Linked DNA regions of Mus musculus: regions 1 and 2 are each linked to region 3. Evidence: chromatin loops called from intact Hi-C (ENCODE). Cell type or tissue: gastrocnemius. All regions are shown on one strand. Links, peaks and the distances in the headings refer to the core of each region. The heading gives the core; the rest is flanking DNA.

The links. A loop is a pair of places that touch in the nucleus more often than their neighbours do. Peaks named below come from ENCODE experiments on the same cell type or tissue, not always from the same donor. Only the 100,000 strongest peaks of a DNase experiment are listed, where the experiment ranks them.
Region 1: it touches region 3 in a loop (10-fold over the local background); 29 of 42 quality-filtered maps call a loop at or near these places.
Region 2: it touches region 3 in a loop (3-fold over the local background); 31 of 42 quality-filtered maps call a loop at or near these places.

Annotation. Positions count from the first base shown.
Region 1 is chr10:67,849,686-67,855,754 of GRCm38, forward strand. No RefSeq gene overlaps it. Among named protein-coding and RNA genes, the nearest start is that of Zfp365, 60 kb to the right of the region's middle. In gastrocnemius, for the core only: no CTCF peak of the experiment used is centred there; no DNase peak of the experiment used is centred there; H3K27ac peaks cover 134 bases.
Region 2 is chr10:67,725,966-67,732,034 of GRCm38, forward strand. No RefSeq gene overlaps it. Among named protein-coding and RNA genes, the nearest start is that of Gm40680, 24 kb to the left of the region's middle. In gastrocnemius, for the core only: a CTCF peak has its summit at 3,511; a DNase peak (open chromatin) is centred at 3,501.
Region 3 is chr10:67,316,523-67,322,591 of GRCm38, forward strand. No RefSeq gene overlaps it. Among named protein-coding and RNA genes, the nearest start is that of Gm46229, 16 kb to the left of the region's middle. In gastrocnemius, for the core only: no CTCF peak of the experiment used is centred there; DNase peaks (open chromatin) are centred at 1,603, 2,769, 3,077 and 3,966; H3K4me3 peaks cover 334 bases.

The DNA of each region.
Region 1 (6,069 bases), core at 512-5,511, 530 kb after region 3:
ACCAGTGAGCAGCAGAAGGCCTTGGTGCCTTCCTGAATTTAGCATAGAGGTTTACATTTTTCCTCTGTAGTCCACAAGCCAGCGTAAGGGACCATCTTGTTCCTGCTTCTCTTAGGACTGAGCTTACAGGCATAGTCAGGATGCCCAGGTCCTGTGGATGCTGAAGGCTAAATGCCGGTTCTCACAATTACACAGCAAGTACCCTTAACCACGAAGACGTTATTCTACTCCCTCAGTAAGTATGCCTTTCATATCAGTGTTCGCATCTGTCATAGTGTCCCTCACTGTGAGAAAGGACTTCTTATTCTGTGCTCATAGAGGAGTCACAGCTGGGATGGGATAAGGGCGAGGCTTCCATCTTAGAGATCCATAATACCTTACACCAAAGAGAAACTTGCTGTCCTTTCCTCCTTGGTGCCTACAGCAGATGCACTTTATGCTGCTTAACTGGTCAGTTTCTATGTTAGTCAGAGTCTTATAGAAGGAAATTATGGGATGTGTTCACATAGATACAAGATCCATAGGCTTGGAAAACTAAACTGCAAGACAAATTCAGAGGTGCCGGCAATACTTCAGCAGTCACCTTTATTTCTCGGCTTGGCTTCTGCATTGGTGTGTCAGCTTTCCTATCCCCAGCTGCTTTTGAAAACCCAGAAGCAGGGTCTTGACTGCTGTTCTCTTCCAGCTCTGGTTTGAGTCTATTTGTGAGTACATGACATGAGAAAAACTCTGCAGATGTCTAATTAAGATAACTCATATTTAGTTGTAATATATATATATGTATATATATACATACATACATATATATATATATGTTTATAAGCATGTACATGTGTATGAATGATCTGTATATATGTATATGTGTGCACACTCAAGTGGAAGCCAGAAGACAACCTTGTATCTCATTCATTAGAAGCTATCCACCTGTTTTGCCTTGTTTTTACTTTTAAGACAGGGTTTCTCCCTGGCCTGGAACTCATTAAGTAGTCTCTGCTGTGTAGCGAGTGGGCCCCAGGGAGTCTGCCTGTCTCTGCATCCCAAGCACAGGGATCACAACCATACACTAAGGGGTCCAGGTTTTGTTGTATGGGTCCCAGGTAGTGAGCTTAGCTCCTGGCAGTTGCGAAGGCTTTACCCACTGAGCCAGCCCCTTAACCTTGTTACACATAATGCTTATATCGAAAGGCCAATCCACCAAACGACAAAGCAAGCTGAAATATTTATGGAGAAGTATACCAGCATCTTCAGTCTATTTCAAAAATATATAAAAAATAAGCTAAATCACTGGCTCTGGAGATGAGTGGATACCCAAGAGAGGAATTATAAAGAACCATCCAGTTCTTTTCAGCGTTGTTGTGTGTCTCTGATTTTTCTTTCCATAATAGAGTGTTAGCGTGGGAATTCACTCTGAAGAAGAGCTTTCCAGGTCTTTCCTTAGTTCTAAGCCAAAGTGAGAAAGGAGACACCAACTACTCAGCTTCCGCCAACGGCTGCCCTTTATACCCATGCTCTGTGAACACAGAGGTGTTACATTACAGCAGAGCTGCCTGAACAGGGCGAGGCAAGGACATGGGGTGGACAATGAAACCTTATGGAAAAGAGTGGTTCCTCCATCAAAGGTGCAGCCATGGCAACGCCCCTGTACTGGCCACCATGGCAACAGGGTGAATGGAGTGTCAGAATGTCCTGCACTATGACACCATCTCTCTATGCCATTCACAAAGGGTGACTAGTCATTGCATCTGAGTTTCTGAGTTGATTTTCAGATACATGTTGTACTTCTTGTAGTACGTATTTCAGTGAGGAAGAAGATGATCAGAAAATAACACTGAGTGGTCAGCCTTACAGACAAAAGATATATGTTTCTAAGGACGGGCTAGCCTTCAACCTTTTACTAGATACCCACTACCCACTTAGGAAGGAATCTGTTTCTATTATTTAACACCTGGCTCCTGGGAAGTCTAAATTGCACACTTAAAGGGAAATATTTAAGGGTCTGAGATGGCTTAGGCAGTTAGCTACCTCCCTTGGAAGCATGAAACCTGAATTCAGTCCCCGGGACCCATGTAAAAAGCCAGGTGTGAGGGCACCTGCTTGTACTCCTAGTGCTGCTGAAGCTGAGACAGGAGGATGCCTGGGACTCCTGGGCTAACCTGGGCTAACTTGGCCTAGTTAATGAGCCACAGATCCCAGGGAGAGACAAGGTAGACATATCCTGAGGAATGACAGCTGAGGTTGAGTTCTGGCCACTGGACTAATGAACATACATGCGCGCGTGCACACACACACACACACACACAATTTAAACACAACTTCTTAAGTTGCAGGTTTCAAATATTGACTAAGGTAGGAGAGTAGAGGGCAGGGGAAGGCAGGAAAGGGAAGGTTACCTGATGGTTAAAGAAATGGCTATAGGCTTTTCCTCCCAGCCACAGAAGGGCTCAAACAATTATTCCTTAACATATGATCTTATATTAAGGTGTATATTTTGTACTAAATTGTTTAAGGCCCAAGTATCTATCTATCTATCTATCTATCTATCTATCTATCTATCTATCTATCTATCTATCTATCTATCCCATCCATCCATCTATCATCTATCCATTCATCTGTCCATCTGTCTGTCTATCTATCATTCTATCTATCTATCTATCTATCTATCTATCTATCTATCTATCTATCTATCTATCTACCATCCATCCATCACATACACACAGCTGTCCATCTGTTTCTCGCTTCTTCCATGCATCCATCCCTTTCAGCTACTTAGCTTTTCAGAGACGGGATTTGATCAGGGACTTTAGTAGTCAGCATCAGGAGGTGACACACCCTTGTCTAGAAAATTCAAAACACATTTGAGTTGCTCTTAATTGACAGGAGCATGAGGTCAGCTTTGCTAACTGAAGCCGTGTGTCCTCAGCTTGGCTGAGAACCAACAGGCAGAAGCCAAGACGACCACAGCTCCCTTTCTCTTCCTGTTTGATTTAGCAGCATCTTCGGTGAGTCTGTCCTTCACTGTCACCTCCCACACTCCATAACCAGCCACTTGGACTGTTCCAGCTCCAGGACAGAGCGAGGAAAGAACCAGGCTTTCTACCCATGTTGTAACAGGAAGGGAAAGGCTTATGCTTCAAATTCTCCCTATGCTTTTTTTCTGCCTAGCTTTCCAAAATCCCAAAGATCAACCACGTAGCGACCATGTTGACAGTGCTGGCAGCATTTCTGTAGAACTCTTGAACACAGGCTCCTTTGGGGTGAAGCTCTTTGGCTCTGTAATCTCTATTTTATAGATGAAAAATTGGGACATGGAGAAATGGGTCATTTTCCCCATGTCTCAAGGTTAGGAAGTGACACACCTGCCCATCAGCTTCAAAGCTCTTAACTGTGAATAATAATAATAATAATAGTAATAATAATAATAATAATAACAATAACAATAAAAAAATGTGGAAAACAAGGGTCTGCTCAAGCCCCCACATGAGTGGGGACTAAACACAGGTTATTGAGTGGAGTCCTTTCCTAACAGGACTGTGGCACCTCCCAGAAATATGCCTCAAAGAGACAGAATTAGGAACTATACCAGGGTGGAAGGACTTTGATTTTCTATTTATTTATTTATTTATTTATTTATTTATTTATTTATTCATTTATTATAAGTATACTGTACCTGTCTTCAGACACACCAGAAGAGGGTACCAGATCACATTACAGATGGTTATGAGCCACCATGTGGTTGCTGGGATTTGAACTCAGGACCTCTGTAAGAGCAGTCAGTGCTCTTCACCACTGAGCCATCTCTTCGGCCCCCAGACTTAGTCTCTCCAATCCTGTCTTGATAGAATTTAACTAATGGTCAACAGATATGTTTGTGTTAGTAGGAAGTATTCAGAGAAGACCAAGATGCTTGGCTATTCACCTCTTGGTGGAGAAGGGCCTGGACTAGCCAGATGGAGATAAGACAGTACCATGGCCTGAAGTCTCATGACTTATGAGCTACCTGGATGCAGAGGTTTATCTGTGAAAGAATTAGGAGGCCGTGATGATAGAAGGCAAGAAGAGCAGAGGAAGCAAATGTTGTCATGGTCGAAGCATTGGAAAGTAAGAAGATAATAAAGGTATATACTAGAGTGACCCAGGACCCAGGGCCAAAGAGAAGGGATTCTAGTTGAAGGCCATTAAGACTCAGGCTCACTACTGATGGAGAGCTAACTGGCAATAGCCAAAATTAGAAGTGACAAGGAACAGCTCCTTCCGGGGGTATAAGATAGACGCATAAGTCTCGGACCAGGTGTGCTGACACCTCCCCAACACCCTCTAGCCTCCCAAAGGGCCTCTCGTTGGCCAAACTCAAATGGCATCCAGTCAGCAAGCCAGGGGATGTTGTCAGTATGAAACAGGAACATGTCTTGGGAGCAGAATAAGGTGAGAACTTGGGCGAGGAGAAACCAACCATGAGAGAGAGTCAATCCTTCCAGACTCCAAAGCCAGAGGGGATGTGGAACCTTCCCTGGAACAGTCTGAGGAAATGAAGAACAGAAGAAATGAAGAAAAGGGAAGAGGGTTGCTCCCCTAGGCTTGGTAGCATTCGCCAAGCCGTTGCTATAGGTGGCATGCTGGTCTCTTACAAGTGAGCCTACGCTTCCTGAGTCGTGCCACACTCCATGAGGCAAAAGTTCAAGGACACGAATCTTTGCCTCTCTACATTGTCCCAGTGAAGGTGCCTGGCTTAGTTCTATTTTTTTAAAGTTAACATCATTTCCTGAATGTCATGGGGGAACATTCATTCACAGAGAGAGAGAGAGAGAGAGAGAGAGAGAGAGAGAGAGAGAGAGAGAGAGAGTAAAAGGCACTTACCTTGTGATTGCTGTGTGCTCAACTTACTAGCTAAGAGGTCAGCACGGGGCTCCGACTGCAGAAATCCTGCCCATTTTCCTCTTGAAATGTTCAACTCTATTATTTGCGAGTTGCTTAAAAGCTACCATTTCGGTTTTCAAAATGACAGTGATATTTATTTTCTGGTTAAAGAGCGGGAGGGGCGGGGGTGGACAACTCCCCAGGCTGTAGTTTAATGTTTTGAACCTTTTCCTCAAGGGTCACATACCAATGCAAACCTGCACCTCTGGACTTGAAACCTTATCCAGCAAGGTAACTCCTTGCAAAAAGAATCAAATCTGGGTCTCTAAGACTGAGGGACAGGAGCCTAGGAGATAGGCGGCATCTGGGACAGTCTCCCTGGAAAGGCTTGATGTCCAGTTGCAGTATATCCAAGAGAAGAAGCAATCTGAAGGGCGCTGTACTCATGAAGGGGTCTGGCAGCTTTTCTCTGCTCTCTGCGGAATGCCTTTACTAATTCTGTGGTTTCAAAGGACAGGACTGAAACCAGTCATCAGAGAAAAACTACTTGTCCCAGACAGCGAAAACGAGCATTAATCCCTCTGTTGCCCCATGGCCGGGCTCAATGCTTGCTACTGGGACACCCAAGACATTTGTCTAACAATTAGTAATGGGGTAATGCTGACCATTTTCAGGGTACCAGCCCTTAATAGCATGTCCAAGAAGCCAGAAGTTGGAATTCTCTTGATCACAAAAGGGAAGTTACTTCTGTGTAGCAGACAACATTGAATCTGCTCTATGTATGTGGGGTGAGATGGGGTGAGGTGCTGTTCTAGATCTGGTGTTACTCAGATAGACACTAGTCTTGGTTGAGGGGGAGATGGTTGGGGGAAAGAGGAAGTTAGGAGCTGAGGAGCTGGGAGCCAGCTTTCGTGAGGCAAAAGGTATTTCTGGAAGATTGTACCTAAGGAAAGCGCCAATGGGATTACTTAGATGTTGAATTTTTAAGCAGCAAAACAAAATCAATTGCTTCAAGCTTCTATAGGTAGTAGGTAAGAAAACAGATCCGTCTTTTCAGTCCTGGCAATGTTAAGGTATGCCTGTGATCACACCATCCACCGCCATGCGAACACCTTTAAACATCCCCTGGATTCCACAGTTAATTAAAGAGCGCAGTCCTATTGCTCATTTCATCTGGTCTATAGCTATGAGTCAATGTATGGAGTTTACACGCCA
Region 2 (6,069 bases), core at 594-5,593, 410 kb after region 3:
TCCATCAATCTAAAAATATACTATCAACATATGCATCACTATGAAGGAAAAAGCTTTGGACTAGAATAGACAATACAACCAACTGACAGAGAGGCTCCCTAATTCTGGGGATAGAGGAGTCTACTGCTTACATATTCATCTTATAACTGGTGAACTAGAGCTTACCAGTAACGTCATTTTGCAAATCGCTTTGTAGAGCATGGTCCTCTTGAGTATCCCTTTAGGACACCTATGTCTTCTTTCCTTGCAAAATGTCTTCATAGAAAGACAAAATCCTAGAGTGATTTTTGATGCTGTCAAATGTATTCCAATGATTTTTTAAAATTGAAAATTACATTTAAACATCTTTAGACATAGTGCGTCTTCATCCTAATGAGTAGTTAACATTTCTTCATCCAGCGAGAATCTGGCATGAATATTTTGAATCTAAGTGCATCCTACTGTAAGGGCCACTAGGGTGAATTGCATTCAAGCTGTTTATGAAATAGCCAGAGCTTCAGGAACACACCAGTGAGTTGGCACATTTGATATGGAGACAATCCCAAGCAATTCAGAAAGTAGACTCCGTGTATCAGGGGCATTAGTCACCGAGGAGACGGCTGAGAAGCCACAAGCTCAGCCTCTGTGGAATGCACATTCCAAAAGGGAAGACTTCCCAGATGTGACTGCATCTCCATCACTTCCGTAGGTCTGAATTCCTATCACAAGGCTGAACCTGCTCGTAGGCCAAGGAGCTGCTTCCATGAAGAGGGTCTTCTGAGGGTCACCAAATCTATCCTTACGGTCTCCAAGTCCTCCACTTCCTGGTCAGCTCCAGTGTCTTGGTATCACCCCTCCGAGGTGAGGAACTGTCTTCCGAGCCTTTACTTCTGGAGTGACCTGTCTTTGCCTGTCACAATTTATTACCGACCGGGAGCTAAGCAGGGTCTTGAGAGAAGAAGGCAGGCATGCTAGGTGCTCCTGATTACAAGAAAGCAGAGGCACTTTTTTAGCTCATCCTATAGGGGAGGAGGAGCTTCTGGGAACAGTTGCTAGGAATTCATAGTGTGATGTTGCCCTAGAGAATACCTCATGCTCTGAAGTGTCGGTGTGAGTCAGTTTCTGTCTGCGCATTGTTCCATGCTCTCTGTAGCCTCCAGCATCTTTCCAAGTCCAAGTTTGGCATGAGCTGGTGGGCTTTTGATATCATCAATGATATTAGCCTAGACAGGTGAAGCCCTTCTCACCTGGCCACTGATGGACCAGCATGTACCTATATGTCCTATCTTTGGCCCGGAAGTTACTTCGGGCTGATTAGCCCAGCTCAGCCTTGAGTCATTTTTCCTAGTAGTGGACTGTGTGTGGGCTGACTTTAGCTAGGAGACTGAGCAGAGTTGGAAGTCTTCATATCATATAGGGAGATAAGAGGAGGGCTAAGAAAGGTCACCACTTCCCAAGGAAGAGGAAGTAGTAGGTGAGGGAATTATGGGTAACCTTTGTCATTAAGATCCTGTGGTTCACATATAATTAGTATGTGTGTGTGTGTTTGTGTGTGTCTGTATTGCAGGGTAGGGGGATGTGTGTATGTCTGTGTGTGCAGATACATTCATTCATGTAGTCATGTCTCTAGAGGTTAGGGTTCAACACTGGATGTCTTTCTTGATCACTTTCTATTTCAGTTTTGGACACAGGGTCTCTCACGGAGTTTGGAGTTCACCATTTCGGCTACATTTGCTGGCTGGTGAGCTCATATCGCATCATTAGGGTTGTGGGTGCATACTACTATGCCTGCCTTTAATGTGGGCGCTGAGGATCTGAACCCATGACCACAAACTTATGCAGTGTTGCTTTAACCACTGAGCAATCCTCCAGCCACTCAAGACCACTAGTTATGATGTCAGCTTGGGTGTAGCTCAATGATAAAGCATCTGCCTTGCATGTTCACAGGCCCTGAGTTTGACCCCCTCCCCCCATCACTGCAAAAAGCAAAGAAAAATAGTAAGGTGCTTTTGTGCAAACCACAATAGCTTGTCTTGGGTTTTCATGAGTGGACAGGCAATGCCTTTGTCTCTGTTTCCGACAAAGTGGGACCTCAAGTCAGTGCTCTGTCACAGGTTATGTGTACTGTGATTAAGGGGACAGAGAGTGAAAGGGAAAGAGGGGCATTAACACCAGGCTCTTGCATGTTTGTCTTAAAATGCTCCCTGGACTTGAGGAAACACTAACACCCTGTGGGAAGCAGCTTAATCAGGGTTAGCGGTTTCCATGTTAGGATTAGAGGAAGGGAAGTGAGGGTTGGGAGTGAGAGCAGAGATCAGGGAAGGCTCTGAATGGCAGAGGATACATATAGGGTGTGGCCGGAAGGTTCCAGAAATGAACTGCAGTCCCTCGTGGTCTGAGGTGGGACTGACCGTTCTCATCTGGTTTGAAACTGGCTCCCTGCCGCTGGAGTATCCCTGAGACTCCATGCTCTACTTGCTCCCCCACCACACCTTGTTCCTACCTCCTCCACGCCCTGCTCCTTCACATTAGATAGCTTCTCCATCTTCAGCAGCGGTGTGTCCTGAGACCTTCAGAGGTCAAGTCTCTTTGGAACACTCTCTGAGACAGCCCTTGAATATATGGTCAGATGGCAGTATTTACCCTGGAGGCCATTTATGGGCCCCACCCTTGAGATTACCTAACAAGTTTATGGGGTTAGAGTCAACCCAGGTTCAGAGGAATCAATCAACAGGTAGTCCTGAACTAAGTTTGGAGTAGGAAGTTATTAGGACAGGTTGGGGGTTGGGGAATTAGAAAGATCACCTTGGAAGAACCCAACAGAACAAGTCATGGGAAGACTTAACCTGCTGCCTGTTTTATGAAAGTGAAGCTTTTGTGGTCCACAACCATGTAATGAGTTGCTTTTATACATGACAGTGGCAGAGGTGGGGAACTATGAAAGAGACAGAGTGGCTTGTTGAGACTAACATATTTACTACCTACCCTAGTATAAAACGAATCTACTGAGCCCCAGACAGTTGGGGTCTTGATATTTCTGCCTCCCTTCTTTGCAATGCAAAGATTTACCACTGCTTGAAAAGTCCACTGGGTAAGGTCTCAACTCTCTGTCAGATAGTCCTGAAAGGATAGAACAGAGCACACACACACACACACACACACACACACACACACACACACACTCACATCCCTACCTGAAGACTGTGTCTCTCTGAGAGGGGTGATGGTTCATCTCTCCGATCAGCAGACCCAGAGCATTATATGGCTACCAGGAACCACAGTGGGTGTTGGAAATATGTACATGGGTGAGGATTGCTCAGATCTGAGCCACTCTTTAATGAGATGTCGGCACAGAGCGTTCACAGGGAGCCGTTGCCATTGCCGGTGGCTTAGTCTCTATCATCTCACTCTTTCTGGATCCCTCTTCCTCTTAGGTCCCTGGTTCCCCTGCCTCCATAACTCTCTCCCATGCTCCTTTCCTTTCTTTTCTTTCTTCCTCTTGCCGAGATCTCAGGCCAGCCAGTGACACCCAGTGGCTCAGACAGGCATTACTTATTTGTGGACTAGCCTCTTGGTCTGAAAGGAACAGGAGAAGACAGACATTTCCTAAAGGGAGGGATTCAAATGCAGTTGGATGACTGCAAGGATCCCTTGCAGTTCTGGTCCTCCCTCGCCTGCTCCAAACACTAACTTATTTTTGGAACATTTAAACTTTAGTATAAATGAAAGACCCAAGGGCGGGCTGCTTACACAGAGACAGATACCATAAAGGCTCTTTTAGGTGAGTAGTCATGCCATACTGCTCTAAGCAGACTATTGCATTGGATATGGCTAACAATACTAGAGGGCGGATCTTAAAAGGTACCAGGGGGACAGATCTCATGCCAGTGTTCTTATTCAAGGAAAAAATAACATATGATATCTTTAGCCTGATCATGATAAACTTGAAGGCATATGAACTTCCTCCATACCCACTTGTAATCACTCTTACAGCCATCATTATAATTGGTAATCACTCACTTGAAAATTGGAGGCCCCATTCCTCTTGCCCAGGGTCTAGGGATATGGCTCATATGGGGATATGGAGATACAGGGATATAGGGATATGGCTCATATGGGGATATGGGGATACAGGGTTATGGCTCTTATAGGAATATGGTGAAATGGGGATATGGTGATACAGGGATACAGGGATGTGGCTCATATGGGGATACAAGGATATGGGGATACAGAGATATGGCTCACATGGGGATATGGAGCTATAGGGATATGGGGTTAAAGCATCTGCCAAACCAGCGTTTAGAGTCTCAATACCCAGAACTCACACAAATGCCCAGTGGACATGGAGGCCCGTAGTCTCTGCCCTCTCAAGGCAAAGACAAGCGATCCCCAGAGCAAGCAGGATATTAGTGAGCTGAGTTCCATTGAGAGACCCTGTTTCAATATGTGTATGTGTGTGTGTGTGCACATGCATGCATGTGTCTACATGTGCATTTGTGTGTATGCACACGGTGAGTGCACACAGGTGTGTATACACATGCGTGCCTACAGATCTAGAGGCCAGAGATCCACATATGGGGGCTCCCTCAATCACTTTCCACCTGATTTTCAGGGTCTCCTCCTGTGCTTAGGTCAAGCTGGCAAGCCATGAGGACCCAGCACTGGGTCTTCAAGCACCTTGATTACATGCACACATGTCCCCTGCTCCTGACCTTTGCATAATCTCGGAGGATTCCAACTGATGACCTCATGTATGTGTGGTAGGCACTTTACCAACTGAGCTAGGTCCTCAGCCTTCAGCTGGACATTTTCAAAGGTCTCAGAAACCCCTTGTACTAACTTGTGTAATTAACCCCAAGAACCATGATGATCATGACCGATGAGGAGAGCTGGGGTTCTCGCTAGTGCATTTTCCATTGCTACTAACACAATACTATAATTTATAAAGAGTTGAATTTGACTTACCAGGCTGGTCCATGGGCAAGGGGCTACATCTACTAATGACCTTACTGTGAATGTTTCCAGGCGGCACACAGACTTCCAGGGATTGTTTGAGAGGTCCAGCCAAAGCAGTTCTTTAAGCCTGATTCAGCTGCAGCTTGACATCACTCATGAATCCATTGCTACTCTGTCAGTGGCCGTTCATGAATACAAAAAAGTAGACAAACAAACAAACAAACACCACCAAGATTTTTTTCCTTTTTATTTGTGCATATGTATGCGTCTAAGCCTATGTCATGTGTGTGTGGGTGATGGTACAGGGCCAGAAGAGGGCATCAGATACCCTGGAGCTGGAGTTACAGATGGTCTGCAGCTGCCGGATGCGAGTCCTCTAGGAAAGCCCTAAGTTCTAACAGTTTTGCCTTCTTTTCTGATACCGCTGCTCCCTCCCAACAGGTCCTTACAGTCCGACCTCACAATATCTCCTAATGAGAACTACATTTCCAACAAATGTTTGTAAGGGATAAACAGCATCACAGTATAGCAGGGGCTTCGGAACATTTGCCCAGCATGCACAAGACCCTGCCTTTGGCACCACAAGAAGAAAATATAAACACACCGAACAAACTGGAGCTGAGCAAGTCTCATCTCGTTCCTGAACTTGATGGGGGGGGGGGGAAATCACTCCTTGTGGCGGAGGAGGGGGAGACACTGTGACAAGGGGACAGAATGGGACTGGAATTTCTGGCGGGCGGGTGGGTAACTAGAAGCACATCACTTCTAGAAAGACGATACTTTGCATTGAACTCTGGCTCAGAATTAGACCGAACCACTTGAGACTGCACATTTTTAAACGGCTCAACGGGTTGAGCACATGATTCATCGTGATCTTAACCCGGGTAGAGCTGAGCACACAGCTCTGCTTTCCTTTCTGAAGGTGTTCCTTCACTTCACTGCTCTGACTGTTGAGTAATTTTCCTCTCATGTGGCAACCCAGGTTTAGGAACCAGGGAATGTCAACTAGGAAAGACCTCAAATCTCACCTTCTAAGATACACATATATTTAAATGTCTTTACACTGTTTAGAAGCCCCCATCTCAGTATTAGTAGCTCATGATACTCTAAAGGATTTCATTTTCCCCCTTTGTT
Region 3 (6,069 bases), core at 523-5,522:
TCCACGTTATAAGAGTTATGAGCATACACTGTCATCAAGGTCGGAGCGTTTTCTTTTGAAGCTTCTTGTTTGGAAGTAGTTTCACACTGAGCAAAGCACTGGCCCCCGTGCTTTCAACTTTGGGCAAATCTTCTGGTCTGCCGTTTCCTTCAGCATTTATCTAGTTTCCTATTTTGTTTTGTTTTGAGACAGGGTCTTGTTTTGCAGCCCAGCTTGGTCTGGAACTCACTGCGTGGCTCAGGATCTCTTCAGATTAACAGAAGGCCACCTGTTCACCACACTGGCTTCCTCCAGCATTTATGATTCGTGCCTGGTGTTGGACTTTTGCTATTTACTTGCTTTTGCCAAGAACAGCCTAGCTGAGTTGGCGCTCTGTCTTCTTTGCTGTCCCGACCACTTTCTTATAGCCAGGTCTGCACCTATCCCATCCCTTCTGCGGAGAATCCAAGATCTCAAGATCTCAGTGTGAGTGTTACTGCTGTTACTGCTGCTGCTGGGGTTTTTTGTTTTTTGTTTTGTTTTTGTTTTTGTTTTGTGTTTTGTTTAGCCATTTAGACCTTTTATTGTATAAAACTTGGAGATACGTGTACACGTTTATGCATAAACATATGTCACATGCACACAGATGTGCACATGAATTTATGACATACACCCACGCACAGATTTGCACACACATGTAACATACTCATTTAGAGAGCCCACTTTCCACCTCCAAGGCCAGCACACATCTGAAGGGTCCTTTCTTGCTTACCTCATTTCACAGTCATGTGTGCCATCTTCTGTGATGGCACCATGGCTTTCAGAAATGTAAGCGAGCTGGGCAGTGGTGGCGCACGCCTTTAATCCCAGCACTTGGGAAGCAGAGGCAGGCAGATTTCTGAGTTCGAGGCCAGCCTGGTCTACAGAGTGAGTTCCAGGACAGCCAGGGCTACACAGAGAAACCCTGTCTCAGAAAAAGAAAGAAAGAAAGAAAGAAAGAAAGAAAGAAAGAAAGAAAGAAAGAAAGAAAGAAAGAAAGAAAGAAAGGAAGGAAGGAAGGAAGGAAGAAAGGTAGGTAAGCGAAGGTTCACAGGACTCTGTATTTGGAAGACAGGAGACAGTTTTGGGGTTTGTTTGATGTATGGAGCCTTTATTATTATTAATTATTATTTAGATAAAGGCTTTCTGTATAACCTGGGCTAGTCTCTAACTCAGTCTCCCTACAGGTGTGTGCCAGCAAACCTGGCTCAGACAGCTCCTCCCAAAGAGCTTGCTTTGCATCCTAGACCAAATAGTGCAGACAGCATCTTCCACCCACTTACCGAAACTGCCAAATATTGACCATTTCCAGGACAATGTTCTTTCTGCATGAAGGACTTTATATCTGAAGCAGTTCTCACACGATTTCGCAAAAGAACTGGATGCGGATTTAGTGGGACAAACTTTAAGTATAATGGCAGGTCGTGCATTCCCGGGACTCCAGCACAAAGGGGAGAGAGCCTTAGTTTCTGTCTCCTAGGAATCAGCCACTTTCAGTGTTTCCTTCAGCAGGATACAGATCAGGAGGAAGGGGGAGGGGCCAGCGCTCAGGTTCTGGCGCCTGTGCAGCCGGCCCTTTAAGGCGAAGGCACTCTCCAGTCCAGTCACTCACTGGGTTTTGAGACTCCTCTCCCCGCTCCAACCCACACTTCCCCTTCTAAGCTGTGCCATCCTCAAAGCCTTCATTTTCCACAGCGTCTTCACTGACAGGGCCTCCCGTGATCATACTTCTTTTTCTGCCTTTCACTACTTTGCCAGCTCCATCGTGTGTGTGTGTGTGTGTGTGTGTGTGTGTGTGTGTGTGTGTGTGGCGCGCGCGCGCGCGCGTGCTCTGGGGTGCAACCACCGTTGGACTAAGGTGCATCTTGCAGAGGATGCCCAAACCGCTGTAGGTTTTTGGGAAGAGCAATTTTATGGCCAGCAGGGCCTTGTTACACACCTCCAGTTATGCCAGGGAGGTGTTTGCTGGCCTTCCTACACAGAAGTCTGGCACTTCGCTGAGTTCACCGACCTGCAAAGAGCTTCATCCAGAACGCAGCCCTGCCAGAGATTTCCCCCTCCATTTACTCTCTGCTGGTGGTAGACCGACACCCCAAAACCACAGTTAGTTTTATGACATGGCAGTGCCAGGCTACAAGACTTTGTCTCTCCTTATAGGGAACCTGACTCTCTGCTTCATCGTAGGCTTGATTAAAATGGGAGAAGGACTATTTTACCTCACCACAGAGAGAAGTAACTAAAAAAGTAGCCTGCTAGGCAAAGTCTCATTTTCATACAGGTCCCATTTTCCATCCTACAGCGCAGGATGCCGGTGCTGTTGGCTGACACCGACACCCACTGTTGCAAAGGAAATGTCCTAAGTGGCTGGGGTGGGTGAGGCGCTTACCACAGCCGAGGCAGGTTTTACTTCATGGAAGCATTATTCGCACTCTATGTTTAATTAGACTATGCCTTCATTTGTGCAGACATAAGCACACGCGTGCAGGCGTGTGCAGGTGTGCTGACCCGAGCACGGACACCTGGAGATCAGAAGCGGACCCTGGTGTCTTCCTCCCTCCCTCCCTTCCTCGACCCTAAGTTACTTAGTCATTCTTTGAAAAGTTTATTTATGTGTGTGCATATGTGCATGCTCGTTTGTGTGCTCGCCCTGTGTGTTCAGTGCACACAGAGACCAGAAGAGGGCATCGGATCCCCTGGAACTGGAGTTAGAGACACTTGTCAGCTGAACAGTGTTGGGAATCACCTGGTCCCCTGCAGGGACAGCAGGTGCTCTAAGCCACCAAGCCATCTCTATAACCCCTCTTCTCTCTCTCCTTCCTTCCTTTTTTTTATTTAGATATTTTTATTTATTTGTGTGTGGGGGTTAGCGGGTGCATCTGGGCAGGTGCATGCACACATGCATTATCTGGAAGACAAAGGACAGCTTTGGGGTGGGGGGCTCAGTTCTTATCTTGCACCATATGCTTGCTGCCTGGGGAGTGATAGCAGCAGGCCATCAGGCATGGTGGGCAGGCACTGAGCCCCTGAGCCATCTTGGTGGCTTTAACTTCTGAGTGCAGCCTCTTACGGAAGCTGGAGTTTAGTGTGGCAGTTAGAGCAGCCACCAGTCAACCTCCTGGGAGCCAGCTGTCTCTGCTTTCTGCTAAGGCTAGTGCCTGGGTTACAGACACACGCCTTCATGCAGTGTCTTTGTGGGGATGCTGGGGCGCCAAGCTCAGGTCCTCTTGCTTGCGTAGCAAGCGCAGTATGTGTGGAGGAGTCATCAGCCGAGGTGTGTTTTAAAGAGAAGTTACATGAACTTTGGTCTGCCTGGTCATTGCTCACTCACTCGCTGGTCAGGCCTTTCAAAGTTTCCTCAGGGCCTTCTCGCTCCCCCAAATCCCACAGGCTTTGAACACTCATCATAGCTGCAACTATCTTATTTTAGACCGTCCAATATAAACTGTTGAATTTACCATTCCTTGTCTTAATGTCGTTGGCAGATTCGTAAGGTCTGGTCATGCACGGGATTGTAGGTGGTTTCATTCTTTGTCCACCAGAGAACACTTCAGTTGTGTGGAAGGCATGCCTTTCTGTCATGAGCTGACTGGGCAGGTGGCGGGGGCTGGGGGGAGGGTTGGGGAGGGAGGGCTGGGGGGTGGGTTGGCTTCAACGAGGTTTTGCTTATAACAAATATGTAGTCCCTGCAGTTGATGCAGTAATGGCTGTTGGATAACTGACATGTCACAGAAAACAAAGGACGACATAAGTGTCAGTGCTGGGAGCCAGAAAAGTGACAGCTTTCCTGTGTCTGTTGCTGCAACCGCTCTGGGCTGGGGCCGGCCGCCACATTTAAGAGGCCTGCGAGTTTCCTTGAAAGGAGCGGGGTTGTGAATGGAGCCAGCGGTGTGGATGCGGCTCCAGCAATACCCGAGCTTCCAGTGTGGAATCTGAGTGGGAGGGAAGCATCTCATTGCTATTTACCTGCAGAACTCGGCCTTTGACACCCGCGATGAGCCAGCGCTTTTGACTGTCGCCCCCTGAGGAGGCGGCATTCCTCAGCCCACACTCTGCTCCGCGCTCTGACTTCCCTGAGCATGCTTTGTATCCCTATCTTTTTTTAAAATCCAGACTCTGCATTTTGAGGGAAGCACCAATCCAGGGCTTTGCTTTGCTTTTTTTTTTTTTTTTTTTTTTTTTTTTTTTTTTTGTCATTGCAGGGAGACCCACAGAGCCACCCACACAGGGATGTCCTCAAAGGGAGTCAGAGATGCTGAATCCTTTGAAGAAGCAGTGGGGAGACAAAAGGGATTCCCCCATGTGCCTGTGTGCCTGCACATTCTTCCTTTCCCACCACTCTATACAGAACTCACAGACAGACGAATGTCTATTTGTAGGTCCCAGGCACTGGCAGATAATAAGGGAGTGAGACTTTGCAGCATCTCTGGCCTCTGGTTTCAAGGCATGGCGGAGTTTGGTCGGCTTGCAAGGATGTAGCGATGAATCTGTGAAAACATTGAGCGTGGTTGACAACTAGAGGAGGCCGGGCTCGCTACTAAGGCCGTGTCTCTTGCATCATCGTCAGCTCCTTCAGATAACCCATGGTTCAGAAAGCCTGCTCTCTGAAACACAGTAGTCAAGGCAGCAGTCAGGGCGGGTACCAGCTTCACCCACACAGCAGATAGATGTCAGTCAGGAGACTTCTGTCACTGGCTGCTGCTGCTGTCTTCTGACTGAGGGGAGACGTGAATCAGAAATCTCTGACAGAGAAGGCCTGCTTTTGGAGGGTCTCTCAGAATCCAGAAAGCCCGTGGTAGGTCTGTCAGGGCCTCCATGGCCTGGGTGAGATATTATGGTTCTTCTGAAGTCAACCTGTCAGGTGGCCTGTGACCCCTAGGCCTTGTAGGAACCAGTTCTCCCAGGAGGTGAGATTCTAAGGGGAAGCTGTGGCTCTTGTGGGATTCTGGCAAGCCAGCCCATGTCCTCCTGGCTCCCCTCTCTTAAAAGCCTCTGCCACACAGGCTGAGACAATGGGAGGCTCAACCCACATGCCCAGCAGCTGCCCCCAACCTAGCAAGGTGCTGGGAGAATCCCCCAGGGCCCTGTTGGAAAGTTTCACTGCTCTGGCAGGCCCCAACACTAGCTTGGGAGAGGTTAGGCCAGTCCCAGGGGGCTCTCCATCAGTAAGCAGAACTGTCTCCACTTGTTAACTCTTATATCTTACTTCTCTATGAGCCCCCCATACCGATTCCCCCGCCCCCAATGCTTGGCTGACATGTTTTCTACATTTGTGTCCAACTCACTTGAAAATTCAAGATTTCCTTGCTTACAGACTGTAAGGACTCTGGGCTCCCGAGTGGAACGACAAATCAGAAGGGTTTTTCCATTCTTACAGGAATCCTTTAAAAGATCTTTTCTAGCTCCTACTGTTTCTCCCTACCTCCTCCCCTTCTTCCTCCCCTTCCTCCTCCTCACCCTTCTCTTCCTCCTCCTTTCCATCTACTCTCTGTCTTCCCTTTCCCTTCTTTCTCTTTTCCCTCCTCCCCTTCCTCCTCCCCACCTTCTTCTCCTTCCTCTTCCCCACCCTCTTCCACTTCCTCCTCCCCACCCTCTTCCCCTTTCTCCTTCTCACCCTCCTCCCCACTCTCCTGCTCTCCCTCTGCCTTTCCATTTACTCTCTGTCTTCCCTTTCCCTTCTTTCTCTTTTCCCTCCTCCCCTTCCTCCTCCCCACCTTCTTCCCCTCCCTCACCCTTTCCATTTACTCTCTCTCTTCCCTTTCCCCTCCTCCCCCTCCTTTTTCCTCTGCCTTCTTTTCTTCCTGGTAGTCTCTTGGGTTCATAGATGTTCTCTATGAGTCTTGGCAGCTAATGGGCTCCACCACTCATGCTGAGCATCTTCCTCTCGCCTTCCCCCTGCCCCTCATCGGACCCTGGGCTACCCAGGTGATTGGCCCTGACTCAGTCTTCCATGCTATGGACTATGGATAGCAACGCCGTATTCTCCAAATGTCTTTCTTCCTCAGCTTTGTCTTTGTTGTTGCTGACTGCTGGCAAAAGCCTAGCGAATGAAGA